Linked DNA regions of Homo sapiens: region 1 is linked to region 2. Evidence: read pairs that join two places in POLR2A ChIA-PET (ENCODE). Cell type or tissue: MCF 10A. All regions are shown on one strand. Each heading gives the region's core, and the rest is flanking DNA. Links, peaks and the distances in the headings are about the cores only. Region 1 overlaps TNR (tenascin R). Region 2 overlaps TNR (tenascin R).

Evidence for each region. ChIA-PET counts read pairs that join two places held together with the same protein. Peaks named below come from ENCODE experiments on the same cell type or tissue, not always from the same donor. Only the 100,000 strongest peaks of a DNase experiment are listed, where the experiment ranks them.
Region 1: POLR2A ChIA-PET joins it to region 2 with 6 read pairs; 2 of 35 experiments call an interaction of 5 or more read pairs at or near these places.

What each region holds. Positions count from the first base shown.
Region 1 is chr1:175,546,314-175,550,709 of GRCh38, reverse strand. The region is part of intron 1 of TNR (tenascin R); the gene reads left to right. Among named protein-coding and RNA genes, the nearest start is that of TNR, 200 kb to the left of the region's middle. In MCF 10A, for the core only: no CTCF peak of the experiment used is centred there; a DNase peak (open chromatin) is centred at 1,779.
Region 2 is chr1:175,468,820-175,473,215 of GRCh38, reverse strand. The region is part of intron 2 of TNR (tenascin R); the gene reads left to right. Among named protein-coding and RNA genes, the nearest start is that of TNR, 270 kb to the left of the region's middle. In MCF 10A, for the core only: no CTCF peak of the experiment used is centred there; a DNase peak (open chromatin) is centred at 2,015.

The DNA of each region.
Region 1 (4,396 bases), core at 227-4,226, 77 kb before region 2:
AAATGTCTGCTAATTTTTTTTCTAGTCATGTCTTAAGTATAAAAGAGGTACAAAAAGCTGATTATATGCTGTGTGCATATCCGTGTGTATACATGTGCACACATGGAGTGGAAGTAGGGTAGGGAGAAGCATTATCAGCTTCATTTCTACAGAGACATTGTTCCAGTCTCCTTCCCAAGGGGGTGAGGGAAAGGGGAAAAGGATGGGGGGTGAGGGGGGAAGAGTTCCATGGCTCAGTATAGGGGCCTCACTTAATACTCCTGTTTTAGTACTTCACCTCACACCTACTATTCTTTGTGACAGATGTCCTCAAGTCCAGAGTCTATCTGATTCAGCATCTCAGAGGGTAACCATTTGCCTCCTGTGGAGGTGAGGGTTGGAAAGTTGTTTGGCTGGGTAGGGGCAGAGAGGGGACTCTAGGGAGTCCAGCAGCTCCTCATGCAGCCTCCTGCCTAGTCTTCCGGTTTGCAGTGTCATGTGCACCCCATTCTTCAGAGGCACTTGTCTCTCTACTTCCTGAGTCCCAAATCAGATAGTTACTTTTTGGCTTCCCCTTCTGCAGGTGCTTTTTCTGTTCTTCTAAATTAGTGACCTATGTCTACCTGTTTCTCATCTTGCAAAATTTGTTGGCCACCTCTCCTCTGTTGTAATAGCCTCCCTTTATGGGCTTAAATCTTTATTACTTTTAGAGAGTGTGTTAGCTCTCTATTGCTGCACAACAAATTATCACAAAAATAGCAGGTTAAAACAACACAAATTAACTATCTCACAGTTTTCCTGGGTCAGGAGTCCAGGGTGTTTTAGCTGGGTACTTAGCTCAGGTTCTCAGACTGGGATCATGGTGTTGACCAGCTGCACCCTCATGTGAAAGCTTGACTTAGGGAAAGACTGTTCCAAGCTACTCCAGGTTGATGGCAGAATTCATTTCCTTGTAGTTGTAGGGCTGAAGTCCCCATTGTTTTGCTGGCTGTTGATGAATCTCAGATCCTTGCTATGGGCCACCTCCACTCAGCAACAGAGAACCTCTCTTGCATTGTATTTCTTTCATGCTTCCCTCTCTGCAACAAGCTGAAAAAAAGTAAGGCTTTTAAAGTTCTCATGCGATTAGGACAGGCCCACCTCTATAATCTTTCTGTCTTAACACCAAACTGTGTCATGTAACATAACCTCATCACAGGAGTAAAATCTGATATTCATAGCTCCAAGGATTACACAGAGCATGTGTACCAGGAAGGGAGAAATCTTGCAGGCTATCTTAAGATTCTGCCACCACAGTGTTGAGATTTTTAGGAGGGAGCAGAAATAACTATGTATGTCTAATCCACCGTGTTTGATTAGAAGGTTCTCATACCCTCATCAATGCATTGCTATTGTTATTGCCTTGCCGTTTTTAATATCAGTGTTTGAGACATTACAACAAACTTGACTCTGAACATTTCATGTGTGAGTGGTGCTCCCTTTAGTTATGGCCCAGGAAAAACAAGATTTCCTTCTCTCTCACCCAAATGAGTAAACCTCATGTACCTAAGGACCCAAAGCAGACCCTCAGTGGGCTCCCCTGTTCCCTTCCTATCAGGGGCCTGGGGGCCAGACTGGAGCAATGGAACTCTGTTTTGTTATTAATGGCACACATAATCAGGTGGCTCTGCTGCTCCTGGCACGTGTATGGATTTTGTGTGCTGGTCCTAGCAGCTGCATGAAGATATTACCAATGAGAGACAGCTCCTTGGCACAGGGACATGGTGATTTTTCCTGTCTTGGCAGATCCCAGTGCTAGTTGTTGTATTCAGTGATGAATCACTAATTTCCAGAAACCTTGACTGGAACCTGAAGGCAGGAAATAAATGTGATTGGGAGTGTTGCTCTGAGCATTCCAGCAGATAAATGGCCAGTCATGACTAAAAGGTGGTTTTACATTTTCTAAGTGTAATCAAGTGAGATGTAACCAATATTCTGTAGTTCATTAGCCTCATGTCTTCTAACCTTCACTGTCGGGTGCTCCCCAGTAGAGAGGCTCCCTGCCCATCCCGCCTTTTTTTTTTTTAATTTTGCTTACAGTAAAACCAGGAGGAGAGCCAGTAGCAGGTAACCAGCAGAAAGAGGGGCCCTGAGGGGAGAGAAAGGTCATGCACAATTTGGTCTTAGATTACAGGGAGAGAAGAGAGAAAGAGCGGATATAGGAAGAGGGACGAGACTGACACAGGGGAGAGTGGTCTGTTTTGGAATCTTTCTGATGCTGGCACATTTCTCATTATAGCCAACTTGGCATCAGTAAACCAATGAAATGTGTGCAATATTTTGAGGAAATTCATCGAGGAGACTCCTCGTGCAGCTACTAGATAGAGTAGCAGCAGGGCATGTCTTACTCTATATACCATTCTGCCTTCATTCTTAGCAAGGGTCTCTGTGCTTCCTCTTCAGAAAATCCACTTTATTCACTGTCCTGGGAAAAGGAGAGTGGAGAGACAGGGTTCTAAAACTGTAGACATGGGGTTCTAAAACTGTATTCTAGGGAGGATCTGAGATTCCTCTCCGCAGAAGTGCCCAGAGCCTCTGCGTAAGAGCCGCCTCAGTTGTGCCAGATGCATGGTCCACCTGGTCCACCATGGACTCAACGAGGACCTAGCTGTTGTCTCGCCTGGATGTGATTTGAACAGCTCCCCACCAGGTCTCTTTGCCTTTGGTCTTTGCCCACATGAATCCACCTTTCACGCAGCTACCTTCAGCTTTCTACAACCCAAATTTAATCATGTTAGATCCATACTTAAAAATTTTTTATGGACTTTAATTGTTGACAGAGCCAAGTCCGAGGCCAAATTTCTGAGCATTGCATTCAACGCTCTCTACAGAGTGGCTTTAACAGTGTCAATTCCAGCTGCTGTGCCCCATACACCTATGCTATAGCCCCACTGACTTGCACTTCTCATGGAATCACTCTGCACTGTCACACTTTGGTGCCTTTGCACATGCTTCTCCTTCTGTCTAGAGCACCCTTTTCTTTCTTTTCTCTTTCTTTTTTCTTTCTTTCTCTCTCTCTTTCTTTCTTTCTTTCTTCTTCCTTTCTTTCTTTCTCTTTCTTTCTTTCTTTGTTTCTTTGTTTCTTTCTTTCTTTCTTTCTTTCTTTCTTTCTTTCTTTCTTTCTTTCCTTCTATCTTTCTTTCTCCTTTGTCTAAATGAGAGAAAGCATGCCACCCATCCTTCAAGTATCAGCTCAGTCTCACTTCCTCTGCAGATCTTTCCTTACCACTGATTCCTACTTCATCTTTTCCTCCTCAAGGCACACAGGGGTCTGCAGACTGGGCTAGCAATTAATTAAGGAGAAGTAAAGATTATAGAAGCTCAAAGTTGTGGGGAAGGGGTTGAAGTTATAGACTCTTCCAAGGAGGGTGGCGACAGTCCCACATAAAAGGGATTTCAGGGCCATGTGGCTTCAACATGACCCAGGTGGGGATCAGTCAGATGTGGAGGACACTGGGGCAGAGATGCTGATATCTGAGCTGCTGGAATGAGCTGTCTCGGGTGCTCCTGGGTCAGGAATCTGCTACGCAGGCTTGCAAGAGGCAAAGGGGCCTACTTGAAGACAGAGGACCTCTGCCATACATAAGAAAGCTAATGTGTATGCTGTGCCTGTCTGGATAGTGGTACCTCCTAAATGGAGTGTCAGGATGAGCTAGAAAGACAAAGTACTGTACAAAGTACTATACAAAGTGCAAAGGAAAGAAGGAAGGGGGAAAGTGACTGGCACTTTGCAGAGCAGTGCCCATTGTTACTGGCCTCCAGTTCCTTATCTGGGAAAAAATTGACTCTGGTCAACTTGAGGTGAGCCTGTGCCCACTTGCCCACCTCCATGACCCTTGTTTTACTCAGCTCACTGCCAATCTTGGGAAATTCACCTGCTTCCCTTGCCCGCATATCTTTATTTACAATGGAAAGAAGTCTTCAGACTTCTGAAGAGGCCAGAGGAATCCTCTCCAGTTCAGAGCATCCTCTGAACACTGAGCTGACATGGGGTGATCTGACAACTCACACCATGTCCCACAGACTCGATAGTGATGAAAGGCCACTCACACTTTGAAATGCCTCCTGAAAGGCACGCCACTCTTGGGTACTTGGTTATGTGATATCGTTTTAGATTTCTCCAGCTTTGAGCGCTGAAAAGCAACTCTGCCCTCGTGGCCTCCCTGCCTTTAGTCCAGGTTGGAGGGAAGTTCCACATCCCATTAGCCGTGTCCTGATCCTCACAAAGAAACAGTGGACAGAAGACATCTTTAAGATGTGAGATGGCCGGCAATTCTGCTTCTTGCTTGATGGCCGCTACACCAGCAGATTCTGTCACTCTGTAGCCTATTTTTCCTTAGCTGTTCATATACACCCCACTTAACCTCACCCCCATGTT
Region 2 (4,396 bases), core at 91-4,090:
TTGTGCCTGGGGTTTGCTACTGCCTAAGATGGAGTCTCAGCTTGTCTTCAGACATCAGTTAGACAATCCTCACTAGGATCTTTGTCTGCTGAAATATAACAATTCAAAAGGAGCAAGTGGGGCTTAAATGCTAAGGGCTAATCCTGCCAGAGCCATTTCTTCCTGGACCACCTCTTATTTTAAAGCAGCCACCTCTTTCATCACTACTACATTCAATACCTCTGCTCCAAAGCCTTCTATTCTTAGACCCCATCTTAACTTCTAACTCAGTGTCATCTCCCAAAGCTAGATACCCCTGCTTATCAGGCACAAAGATGGGCTATGAGACAGACAGTGGCTCACTGCTGGTCTGGAAGGGCAGGTGTGAGGCCTGATTCATCACAAGCCCAGCCAGGGATAGTAGATGTTACAGATTAGAGAATCAAGGACCCAAATGGAACCCAGATGACTACATACCCTCCTTCCTCCGAGATGTCATCCCTTCCTGACTTAACAGCTCCTCCAATCTTTGTAAATATTCATACAGCACAAATTAGTCATGTGCTGTGTAACCACGATTTGGTCAACAATGGGCTGCATATATGACAGTGGTCCCATACGATTATAAGAGAACTGAAAAATTCCTATCCTCTAGTGACGTAGTAGCTGTCATGATGTTGTAGCCCAATGCATTACTCACGTGTTTGTAGTGATGCTGGTGTAAACAAACCTACCACACTGCAAGTCATAAAAAAGTCTAACACATGCAATTATGTACAATATGTAACTGATAATGAAATAAATAGCTATGTTACTATTTTATATATTTACTATGCTACACTTTTTATAGTCATTTTAGAGTGTACTCCTTCTGCTTATTTTTTTTAAAGTTAATGTAGAACAGCCTCAGGCCGGTCCTTCAGGAGGATTCTAGAAGGCATTGTTATCACAGGGGTTGACAACTCCACACATGTTATTGCTCCTGAAGACCTTCCAGCGAGACAAGACGTCCAGGTGGAAGACAGTGATATTGATGATCCTGACCCTGTATAGACATAGGCTAATCTGTGTGTTCATGCCTTTGTTTGCTTGTTTTGTAGAGACAGGGTCTTGCTCCATCATCCAGGCTGGATTGCAGTGGCAGGATCACAGCTCACTGCAGCCTGGAACTCCTGTGCTCAAGTGATCCTCCTGCCTCAGCCTCCTGAGTAGCTAGTACTGCAGGCATGTGCCACCATGCCCAGCTAGTGTGCTTTGGTTTTTAACAAAAAAAGTTCAAAAAGTAAAAAAAAAAATTAGAAATAGAAAAAAGCTTAAGAAATGGGGATCTAAAAAAGAAAATATTTTTGTACAGGTGTATCATGTGTCTGTGTTTTAAGTTACGTTATTGCAAAAGAGTCAAAACGTTTTAAAAATTTAAGTGTATAACGTAAAAATGTTACAGTAAACTAAGATTAATTTATAATTGAAGAAAAAAAATTTAATAAAATTAGTATGGCCTAAGTATTCAGTGTTGATAAAGCCTGCAGCAGTGTATGGTGATGTCCTGGGCCTCCACATTCACTCACCACTCACACAGTGACTCACCCAGAGCAGCTTACACTCATGCAGGCTCCATTCATAGTAAGTGCCCTGTATAGATGTACCATTTTTTAAATCCTTTATGCTGTATTTTTAGTGTACCTCTTCTATGTTTAGAGACACAAATATTTACCATCATGTTACAATTGCCTACAGTCCTCAGTACAGTAACATGCTCCGCAGGTTTACAGGGTAGGAGCAATAGGCTACATACACCATATACCTAGGTGTGTAATAGGCTCTACCACCTAGGTTTGTGTAAGTGCATTCTATGATGTTCACACAGTCGACTAACGACACATTTCTTAGCACTAATCCTCCAGGTTAAACAACGCGTGACTGTACTTATCTTGTAACAAGTACAGACTGACGTGATCACTGGCTCTGTCAAGGATCCCAAATAAAGATTTTTACAAGCTGTGATGCAACAAGCACAGAGATGGGCAGGGAAGGACATAAATGAGTTCATTACTCAGCCCGGCGTGTTAACTTCAGTCTTGTGACTCATAAGACAGTTCTTCTGTTTTACTAATTGCGGTGTATTTATTGCCCTTCTCTCTTCGCTGACTAACTCAGATGTGTCAAACAAAAGCAGTGAGCCTCCTGTTCCCAGCAACACAAACTGACTTCTTCATTCCGCCCTGCAGAAACAGCTAAAATTTCTAGTGCATCCAATTGCCTCTGCCTCTTCATTTTACCTGACTCTCTGCTACATTTGGTGGCATTAACCTCTTCATTGGCCAGTGGTCATCGAGTTCCCACCTCATGCCCAACCCTGTGCCAAATTTCAGCCAATAGTGGTGCAGAACATGGCCACTGAATGTCAGGAGTCCACAAGCTAATAGAGAAACAAGTGAATAAACAATCACAAGGCATGGAGATGCATCCTGTTCAAGGGAGGGCTGGAATGAATAAGCCCTACTATTTGATAGCACAATAGGATGACTATAGACAATAACAACTTAATTGTGTATTTTTAAATAACTTAAAGAATGTACTTGGGTTTTTTGCAACTCAGAGAATGTTTGAAGGGATAGATACCCCATTCTCCATGATTAACTTATTTCACATTGCATGCCTGTGTCAAAATATTTCATGTGCCCCATAAATATATACACCTACTATGTACCCACAAAAATTGTTAAAAATTAAACAATTAAAAATTTAAAATAACATAAAGGGAGGGCTGGAAATACCATGGGAGTCTGGAGGAGGCACACTTCTGCTCCTGACATTAGTGGCATGCCTTTGGGTGGATTCTCTTTCGACCTCTCCCTCATCATCCTCACTCTGCCCTTTTTGCATTTTGTCTTCCCCTGCGGCCCTTTGCATGCTGATGATCCCCCTATGTCATTTCCTGCCTTCTTTTCTTTTCACTTTATACATTTTCTTTCAATGATCTAATCCATTCCAAGGCCCAACTGTCACCTTTACACTGGCAGCTTGTAAGTCTGAATCTCTCTTCTGAGCTCCAGATCCACATATCAGCTGCTTATTCGAGTTCTCTGTAGACTCCTCAAATGCAACCCGTCCAATACTGAACTCCTTCTGTGTACCCCCATCTCTCCACACTTTACTCCTCACAGTTTCTTTTCACAGTGGATTATACCAACCATGCCAGTTAGAAATCTCCCTGTCATCCTGACTCTTCCCTGGCCCCCATCAAGTGATCATCATTACATGTTTTCCCTCTAAAGGGTCTTTTGCATTCACCCTTTCCATCCTGCTGCTCACTTACCCCACAGCAGCTGATGCCCTCACTCTCTCCTGCTTGGACCATTGCAGTAGTCTCCAGGCCCGTCTCTGTCCTTTCAGCCTCAATAGTGCTTCACTCCAATCTATGAGCCATATTGATGTCAAAGAAATTGGCCCAAAACCCAAGTCTAAAACCCAGGTCTCCCATATTTAAGACCAGTAGAGAGATCTCACTTCCCATAGAATCATGTCAGAGCACCTTAGCCTGCCTTCCAAGCCCTCTCAATCTCTCATCCCTTTACTCTCTCATCTCCTCCTCCCCGTCCCTCTAGTTACCAAGCAGCCCCAACAAGAGGCCACAAAACCCTCCCTATAGCTCCTCCACATTTTTATGTGTCTCTTCCCAACAGTTGGGAAGTGCTAACCCACATGCCAACCTCAGTCCCCTGCTTGATAAATTTCTGTTTATTCTTTAGGGTCCAGTTCAAAACTCTCTTGTTCTCTGAACCTTCTCTGACCCAACTACACACCATTAATTACCCATTTGCTACTAGTGATAGTTGTACTGAGCATACTGCTATCTGAGAAAACAGTGGATGTGAGGGCAGTGGGTGCATTCTTACAGCAATTGGGTCTCTCTTAGCCTGTGTTATAATTTCCCATTTGAATGTCTGCCTCCTAGCAGGACACTGAACTTCTTCAAGGCAGAGGCTGGGTCTTCTTGTTATTGGGATCCAGAGAACAAGGTGCATCTCTTCCATCCAGTCCTATATGGCCCCACACTCTCTGATCATCTCCAACCAGCAGCCTCGTAGGTCCGTCAGACTCAATAAGCCTCAAACTGAGCTCAATGTCTTCCTCACCAAATGCTCCTTTTCCTGAATTCTCTATCTTGGTTAGGTGGCAATCTCCAAACTGAAGGTCATTTTGACTCCTCCCTCAGGCCTATTTTCTGCTCATTTTACTTCCTAAATATCTCTCAAGTCTGCCCTCCCCTCCCCTGCCACCAAGATGCTACTTCTGCCTTCAGTGACTGTCACCTGGACTACTGTACCAGCCTCCCCAAGGCCGCCAGCTTTGTGCTCACCTTATGAGAGCCCTTCAGAAATTCTCTTTTACTACTGAAAGAAAAGTCCCCATC